Regions from separate parts of the Homo sapiens genome. Here region 1 is linked to region 2. The links are chromatin contacts, found by Hi-C or POLR2A ChIA-PET in ENCODE. All regions are on one chromosome and are shown on one strand. The core of a region is the stretch at or near the end of the contact, and the rest is flanking DNA. Distances in the headings are between cores, read along the strand shown.

Region 1 (4,078 bases), core at 307-2,806, 290 kb after region 2:
ACCTATAGATAGAAAAAAATAATAATTCTTTGGTGTAAATATCTGAGAAATGTTTCATTTATCTGGGTTGAATTTGTAAAATAATTGCTCAGATAGACTCCCTGGAGTGGCTTTATCACGATTAGGAGTTTAGTTCTCAGCTTTACAGATTCAAGAAGTCAGTATTATCCAAGTTGATAAGGCTATGAAGTCTGACTCATGTGAACCAAATGCACAAGGGATTCAAATATAACCACGTAAACTCTATATAATAAGTAGAACAAATAATTACCATTTACTGAGTGCCTACTTTAGTAACAGTTATAATGAAAGGTTCTTTTCCTGCTGGGATGTATATATTAGCACAGAAAATCAATTTGGAGCTGGACAGTGATGAATTTAAGTCTCTACAGACCATTACTAGCTCTATAACTTTGGGTTTTCTTATCTGTCGGGTGACAGAATTAAGTCATAAAATTGATCTAATATGTGTAAATCACAAAGCACAGTATCTGGCACATGGTAGGCACACAGTAAAATGCCTGTTGTCACTATCATCATCATCTTCTTCGTCTTGTTTTCACCACTCATCATCATTAACAACATATCTAACAGATCCTATTCTGTCTGATTCAAAGCCCAATCTCTTTCCATACTGTCATCCTCCTGTAGGAGCTGGGTTGACTAACCAGCACAATTTGCTCTAGAGGAAATCCTGCACAAGGAATCAAATTATAATCAGAAGGCAGTTAGTATAATGTCATGAGATAAGAGGAAATCAACTTAATAATCTTAAAGTTTGTGGCTTCCAACTCTGGGTGCTTGATACATCTGTCTCTACAGTGGAGCAGTCCTGCCATTCAGCCCCAATAAATTGGTTAATTTTGGGGGGCTGAATATTCTAATAATTTTAATTGTTTCTGTTTATTTCTAACAACATGTGGTGAAAGGATGCTGAACATCAGGATCACTGAGGAGCTTTTGTAGAAATGCAGAATCTCAGCCCAATCCCAGAGCTGGTAAATTAGAATCTGCATTTTAACCAGATTCCTAGGGGATTCAAATGTACAATCAAGTTTGAGAAACATCATTTTTGGGGGATATTCCTTAGTATCTCTCTTAAGTACCTAGTCTCATCCACTATATGCATATTCTTACTAGTTTCCCTTCAATAGAATAAACTTATCCCCAAGTAATCTTATTTCCAAGCTGCATAGCTTTGTACTAAATCTTTTTTTTCCTCTCCATCACTATACGAAAAAAAAAATTGCTGTGTAAAAGAGACTAAATAAAAAAAATTGTTTCCAGGTCTTTGTTTAAAAACGACTCTATCACTCAAGTTCTATATCTTGGCAGATGGCATCATTTATATTTAAGGGAAAAGATAGTTTTATATTATTTGGTTCTACTTTTTAGAGTTTGCGTTTGCATGAGGTAATTTTTTTATTTTTGGTCATCTCTTTGAAGTCTCTCATTTTTTTCTCATTTTATTTCTCTGGTATAATTTCTCTGGTATGATTCCTCAATCACTGCTGCTGAAGGAAGTGCAATGTCACCCTGACACCAACCAACTGGAAACCTGGCAGTGCTTTTGGAAATTCTTTGTCTTTCAGTTTTTCCTAGTAGAACATGGAGTTCATCTGTGTTTGCAACCACTTATAAGTGGATATTAAAAAGCCACCAGTTCCTTCTTAAATCCACTTAGATTTTAAAGAGCATTCTATAATCAATGAGTTTGGTCTCCAAGAAAACAATGTTCCTGTCAAGACAAGCTTTAAAACTTTGGAAGCGTCTGATCAGCCCATACTTTATGGAGATAACTTCTCTATAACCTTTCAAGCTTCTACTTATTTACTCTTTTCTATAAATTAGTAGACCTGATAACATACCTATCTGTAAATACAGTTATCTCCAGATTCTATCTCTCTGTTAAGTTAACATGGCAATCTGTTTAAACAAACTGGAGGTCCTTCTTGGCCTTCAAATTCATAGAACTAAGACACACTATTTAAATGTTTGTGTGTATTTGTGTTATACATCCATATATATCCTTACTTATTTAGACAAGATTATAAAAAATCATTTCTCCAGCATGTACATGAAAGCTTTCTTCAAAATTTCTTCATTTTTTTCATGTTCTGAATCAAGTCTCTCATTATTTTAACAGAAAATAGAAAGTAATTTTACCTCATTTTTCTAAGCCTTGTTGTTTAGAGAGGTAAAAACACATGTCTAAGTCTACCCTTCCGACCCCTCCGACCCCCTGCAAAAATTAATGACTAAACCAAGTGTTGTAATCCAGGTGTCTTGGGTTCTGAGCCATTGCACCATTAAATAACTCACATCATAGCAATTGGATGGGGAATTTTAAATTCATTAATTTATCATTTAAGAAAACCAGTGAGGGATTACCCATTTGTTTTACTAGGTTTTTCCTCTCTTTGAGCAGTTTCATTTAGAAACTAAGACTCTTTTTTTTCCATGTTGTCAGAAGAGCTAAAAAGAAAGTATTTTCAGCTCCACGGATTTCAACAGGGAGGCTTTTAACAGTTATGCTGCACGTATCCAATTAGCTTGTGAAATCTTATCTCTTCTACCAGTAAAAAGGGCTCAAAAAGAAAACATTGAAATTCCAAAAAGAGCAAGAGAGTGTTTTTGGCAACAGGGTAACTCAACTGAAAGAGAGCTTACTAGTTAAAAATGGTAATTTGGGCATTTTGTTTTCCTTTAAAGAGGTGTGTCGATATGCAGAAGTAGGAACCAAATGTGCGTATGTACAAATGCTGCTGAGGGAACATCTCTTATGATGCCCAGGGCTGGAATTTACTCCTTTTTTCTTTTTTCACACTTAACAACTAGCTCCATAAAAGGAATTAGACAAGAGTCTTTCTAGTGATAGATACTATGTTTTCCTTCTTGTTGCGTCTGTCCCCCTTATTTTTATACCTTTCATCCTTTTTAAAGTCCTTTGATTTGCTAATTTCTCTATTCCATCTAAAGCAAGCAAAGACTGCTTATTTTTGGAGTAGAAGAACTTCAAAGTCTCTACCAATTTTGAGATGTAAATTGCTCTTCTGTGACCTAATATATGATTAATACAGCACAACTACTAACACAGTGTTTTTTGGTCCAGTAGTAAATTGGTATTCTCTTAATCAGAAAATGTATTCCCTACGTAATAAAATAGATCTTTTCTGTTGACATTCAGAGCACTCAAAGATCCAGTCCTTAATTTACATTGCTTATTACACCTCAGCTTGACCCCTCTGCCCAGCCAAACCAGTCTACAAACTGTTTTACAGGGCTTCCCTCTCCTTTCTGATTATAGTGTTTTGCTGATTTTATTTCCTTTTGTAGAAATGTCCCAACTCCTCCTCTTCCCAAATCCTACCTGCTTTCCAGAAACCATCTCAGATACTAATTCCTAAGAACATCATAGAGCCAGAATATTTTCTTATGCAGTTTTATCTAATATTCCTAGCTACAAATAAACTCTTTTATTTTTGCAATGTGAATATTACCCAAGGTATTTCCTTACCTATTGCAAGCCTAGATTTTTTAGGTTACTATGTTATTTGAAAAGCATGCAGTCTTCAGGTCTGACTACTTCATGATCGAAACATATTACACTTTTTTTCGTCTTCCTTGTAGAGGACTGTCAAGAATACAAGAAATTTTACAGCTTCTCTTGACTTTTTAATAGCCATTCACCTAGTAGACAAGAACCTGCTATGGATGGAGCTTCATGGGATCAATATAAATTTCATATTCTGAAATTTAGTGTAAAAATGAACTTTGTATTACCTCAGGTCATGGTCTATAGTCTTGTTCTTCTAGCATCTATACCTTTCAGCACTTCTCACACATTGGGTTTATATTCCTCCAAAATCTTACATAGAAAAGGTGTTCAGAAAATGATAGCTGACCTAATTTAAAATTACAGAGTGACATGGGATGACAAAAGAGAGTGAAATGTTTAAAAGCTGAGTATTTACTATGAACAATAGATTTACTCTGTTCTTTCTAGTGGATCAAGACTAAAGAGTACTAGAATGTAGGACATCTTCAGGAAGAAAACAATATGTATCAGAAAGCTACC
Region 2 (3,778 bases), core at 546-3,045:
ATCTGCATTAAGAGAATTACTAGATCATAATCTACATAAAAGAATATTTAGGACTATATATTTTGTCATTTAGTCCTCTAATTAAAAACAAGGACACTTTAAATGAACAAGCTTGTTAAGATACCTTGACCTCCCTCCCTCCTTTCCTCCCTTCCTCTGTCTCTAGCTTAAATACAAAAAGTTGTGTATTCAAAAGCAACAGTGTGCAAGTTATTTTGATACTATTCTTTGCTAAGTTTAGAATTGCATTGCAATTCAATTTTATTTTCTGTCCACTTTGTTTTAGTGTTAAGGAATAACCAAATAGAGCATTGAGGATTATAATATTGAGTGCCCAAGAATAGTAATCAAAAATCTGCCAATAAAGATGCTATAAAATTGGATGAGTTCGTAATGTCTTAAGCAAATATTAGGGATTTAGGTACGTATTAGGCAGATATTTGGGGATTCTAAACATGTGTTCCCATGATGGGAGTGTAACACTTGGATAGAAAGGAAGTTACCTAATTGTGATCATTTTGGGGAATATTGAGTGGGCAGGGATGAGGGTGGGAGTGGGTAGAGGTGGGGGTGACTGCAGTATAGTGTACAATTCACTGCAGCCTGCGTGGTCTCCCTCGCTCCTTCACGATTTTCCCTCTTCTTCAAAGTTTGTGTCAGGATGTCTTCCTGGCCATTCAAGTGGAAAGATACATTCCTAACAGCTTGGTTGTGAGGAAAGTAATATTTTTAAAGGTATGATTCAGTTTCAAGATGAAATTTTTGGAGCTCGGGAATGATTTTTAACCCCCACCCTCTCCCCGCCAAATTCAGCAAATGGAAGAAGCAAGGCCCATCCGAGAACTATTCCCAGGCACCAGCTCAAGGCGGAGGGCTCATGGGGAAGCTGAGTGACCTGCTAGGGCCCAAATCCGTTTTTGGCCTTTGCCCTAAAACAGTTCCCCGATGAGAGTTTGGAAGGGGCAGAAAGGAAAGTAACTATCTGGAGCAGGCGAAGAGTAGCAACGCCTCGGGTGCTAAAATCGGAAACCCCACCCCCTACCCCACAACCCTTTCCCAAAGGTAGTAGGCTGAAAGGGGGAATTCCTCGCGGGCGCCGACTCGCTCGCATCTCCTGAGAGGCAAGTTTCTTCGCAAGCGTTAGCCACCTGTGTGAGGCGCTCTGGGTGGGAAAGGTGGCGTGGGAGAAGCGACAGCTCGGCCACACCGCTCGGGAGCTTTCCTTAGTGAGGCCGGCCGTCAAAATACCTCCAGAACTCAGAGCTTTGATGATGCAGAGTCCCCTATGCCTCGTACGTCGCTAGGATCGTAGCTCAACATTCTCCAGGCTGGTCTGCTCTGGAGTCAGCTGAGGCCTCCCGAGTTTGCCCGGGGTCCTCCCTGTCCCCTCCCTCCCACCTCCCCACCCCCGAAGTAGCGCTCCCGCCTCGCTCCACCCGCACACCCCCGGCGCGCCTCGGAGGCTTATCAGGCTCCCCGCACGCCCCGCAAGCTTCCTTGGGCGCCCGGCGCGAGGGACTCTGAGAGCCCAGCCGCTGCCTCGGAGCCCCCATTCACGTCCCCTCCTCCCGCTCCCCCGCCACCGCGCCTCCGACTCTTCTCCCCCGCGCCGCGGCGCCCACCGCGTCTCAGGTTTAATCCCGGGTTGGACCTGCTGGTTTGCTCTCCCCGCTCTGAGCCTCACAGCCAGCCCAGAGAAGTGGAATCTGCACTGAAACTCTGGGTGGCTGGAGCCGGCGGACTGGGCATGCTCAGAAGCCAGGGCTGGCTTTGGTCTCAAGTAGGAAGCTTTGGCACTCGGGAGGCAGCGGCGACTTTGGGGAAAGTTGATCGGAGAGGGGAGGAAGCCTCAAGACGCGGAGCAGCGGCAGGAAGGAGCCCCCGGCAGCCCGGAGGAGCATGGGCACCTTGCGGGATTTACAGTACGCGCTCCAGGAGAAGATCGAGGAGCTGAGGCAGCGGGATGCTCTCATCGACGAGCTGGAGCTGGAGTTGGATCAGAAGGACGAACTGATCCAGAAGCTGCAGAACGAGCTGGACAAGTACCGCTCGGTGATCCGACCAGCCACCCAGCAGGCGCAGAAGCAGAGCGCGAGCACCTTGCAGGGCGAGCCGCGCACCAAGCGGCAGGCGATCTCCGCCGAGCCCACCGCCTTCGACATCCAGGATCTCAGCCATGTGACCCTGCCCTTCTACCCCAAGAGCCCACAGTAAGCAGGGGTGACGCGCCGGGTCCATGTGGCGCCCTGGCGATGGGGAGCTGCGGGTCTCTGTATTGTCTGTCGGCCCCCGCCCCTCCCGCTTGCCATGTCTGTCCTCATCCTCAGAAATGTTTCATTTTAACGGGCACTTCTTGCGGGGCTGTGCACGTTTCTCAGAGCCAGACTCACTGCACATACGTTGCCTTCGTGTCTTTGTCAGATGTCAAGGTATTATTTTTAAATATACATATACATTCGTATAAGCCACCTAGTGTACGTAGAGTTTGAACACGTCCCAGGTGTGTGTCCGACCGTGTGTGTGAGTGTGAGAGAAGAAATAAAAAGCCCCCGTCTCCCAAAAGCCCTGGCAAACCAGCCCAGCTGGAAAATCCTAAATGCAGGCTCATCAGACTTGAAATGAAATGCGTCTGATCACCCATACTTTCTATGCTTTTGTGGCTCTCCCGGATTTCTCTACCTGCTGGCGCTTCACGCTGGTACCCTTCAAACCTGACGTTCTTGTCATCATCAAAGTGTGAAACATAAGCAAATAGGCATAGAAAAAGGAAGAATTTTTGATTTCCTGAATTGGATGACATTTACAATCCATAAATGGAAGACTAGTCTGTTGATTTTGAAGAAATATTTTTTCATAACATATGAGGGAGAAGATTGCTTATTTTACTTAAGAAACGTGCATAATGTTACTAATGGAGCATCTCCATCTCCCAAGAGGTGGTTGCTTGTTTCCAGGGTCAGATACAGATAAGCACACTTATCTTATTTAAAACGTGGACCCATTGTTTGCCTTACTCTTGGCTTCTAATGCAACCACTCTGGCATTGTTCTAGCCTTTTAGGGAACTGTGCAATTCTGATGTTAGTGGGCTTCATAACTTGGATGGGAAAAATTTAATGAAACTTGTTATACAACACTCAACTCAGAGTTCATATGGAGAGTAAAGCGACAGGAACATGAGGTTAACAGAATGTGGGAGAGCACCCAAAAGAACGGCATTTTAAATTAATAGATAATAACGTAATTGATAAAACCAAGGATATTGCTGCTTACTCTACTACTAACGAAATCACATTGGCTGGATGGCACGTGTTACGTAATAATGCAAGGTCCATCGAAACCCTTCACTTCATAAATACAACAAGTTAATATAAGGAGAAAGTAAATATTTGATTATCTCTATTTGTATTTATTGGATGTTTTTTGGGGAGAATCACAGCATGTACCAATTACTACTTTTGAAAACTTAGAGTTATACCTATACATGTTGATTCCCATGGAACATTTGCTGTTCATGCAGGCTTAGTTTAGGGAGGAGTTTGTATTCTGCGAGGGAGTTGGAAAGAGACAATAAGGATAAACATTTCTGAGATTCTGACCTTACCAAATTGCCCTAATAGTTCAGCAGACTTAGATCTGCCTTAGAAACCTGAGTGATCTGAATAAACTTCAACTTTCTCTGGTAAATTAATTTGCAATCCTGACATGCCTGACTGTTTTAGCTAACGAGGTACATGACCATCTCTCCTGGGCCAAGTTTTGCATAATGAAAAAATAAC

Evidence for each region. A loop is a pair of places that touch in the nucleus more often than their neighbours do. ChIA-PET counts read pairs that join two places held with the same protein, here RNA polymerase II (POLR2A). Pooled maps may share reads with other maps.
Region 1: a map with no recorded cell type shows a loop between it and region 2 (2.1-fold over the local background). The contact joins the enhancer-like site here to the promoter of PRKG1 in region 2. A Hi-C loop is called at or near these places in 2 of 168 maps with a recorded cell type or tissue (heart left ventricle and mesothelial cell of epicardium), 1 of 37 single-sample maps with no recorded cell type and 6 of 50 pooled maps. POLR2A ChIA-PET finds 5 or more read pairs at or near these places in 1 of 52 experiments (WTC11).

The regions. Positions count from the first base shown.
Region 1 is chr10:51,364,680-51,368,757 of GRCh38, forward strand. All of the region lies in intron 2 of PRKG1 (protein kinase cGMP-dependent 1), which reads left to right. Among named protein-coding and RNA genes, the nearest start is that of MIR605, 67 kb to the left of the region's middle. Within about 2 kb of position 1,557, at least 3 of the 41 ENCODE cell types and tissues checked have a DNase peak (open chromatin) inside an H3K27ac peak, as active enhancers do.
Region 2 is chr10:51,072,692-51,076,469 of GRCh38, forward strand. PRKG1 (protein kinase cGMP-dependent 1) reads left to right here and starts at 1,796. Exons shown (of 18, transcript NM_006258.4): 1 at 1,796-2,210. The coding sequence starts at 1,900.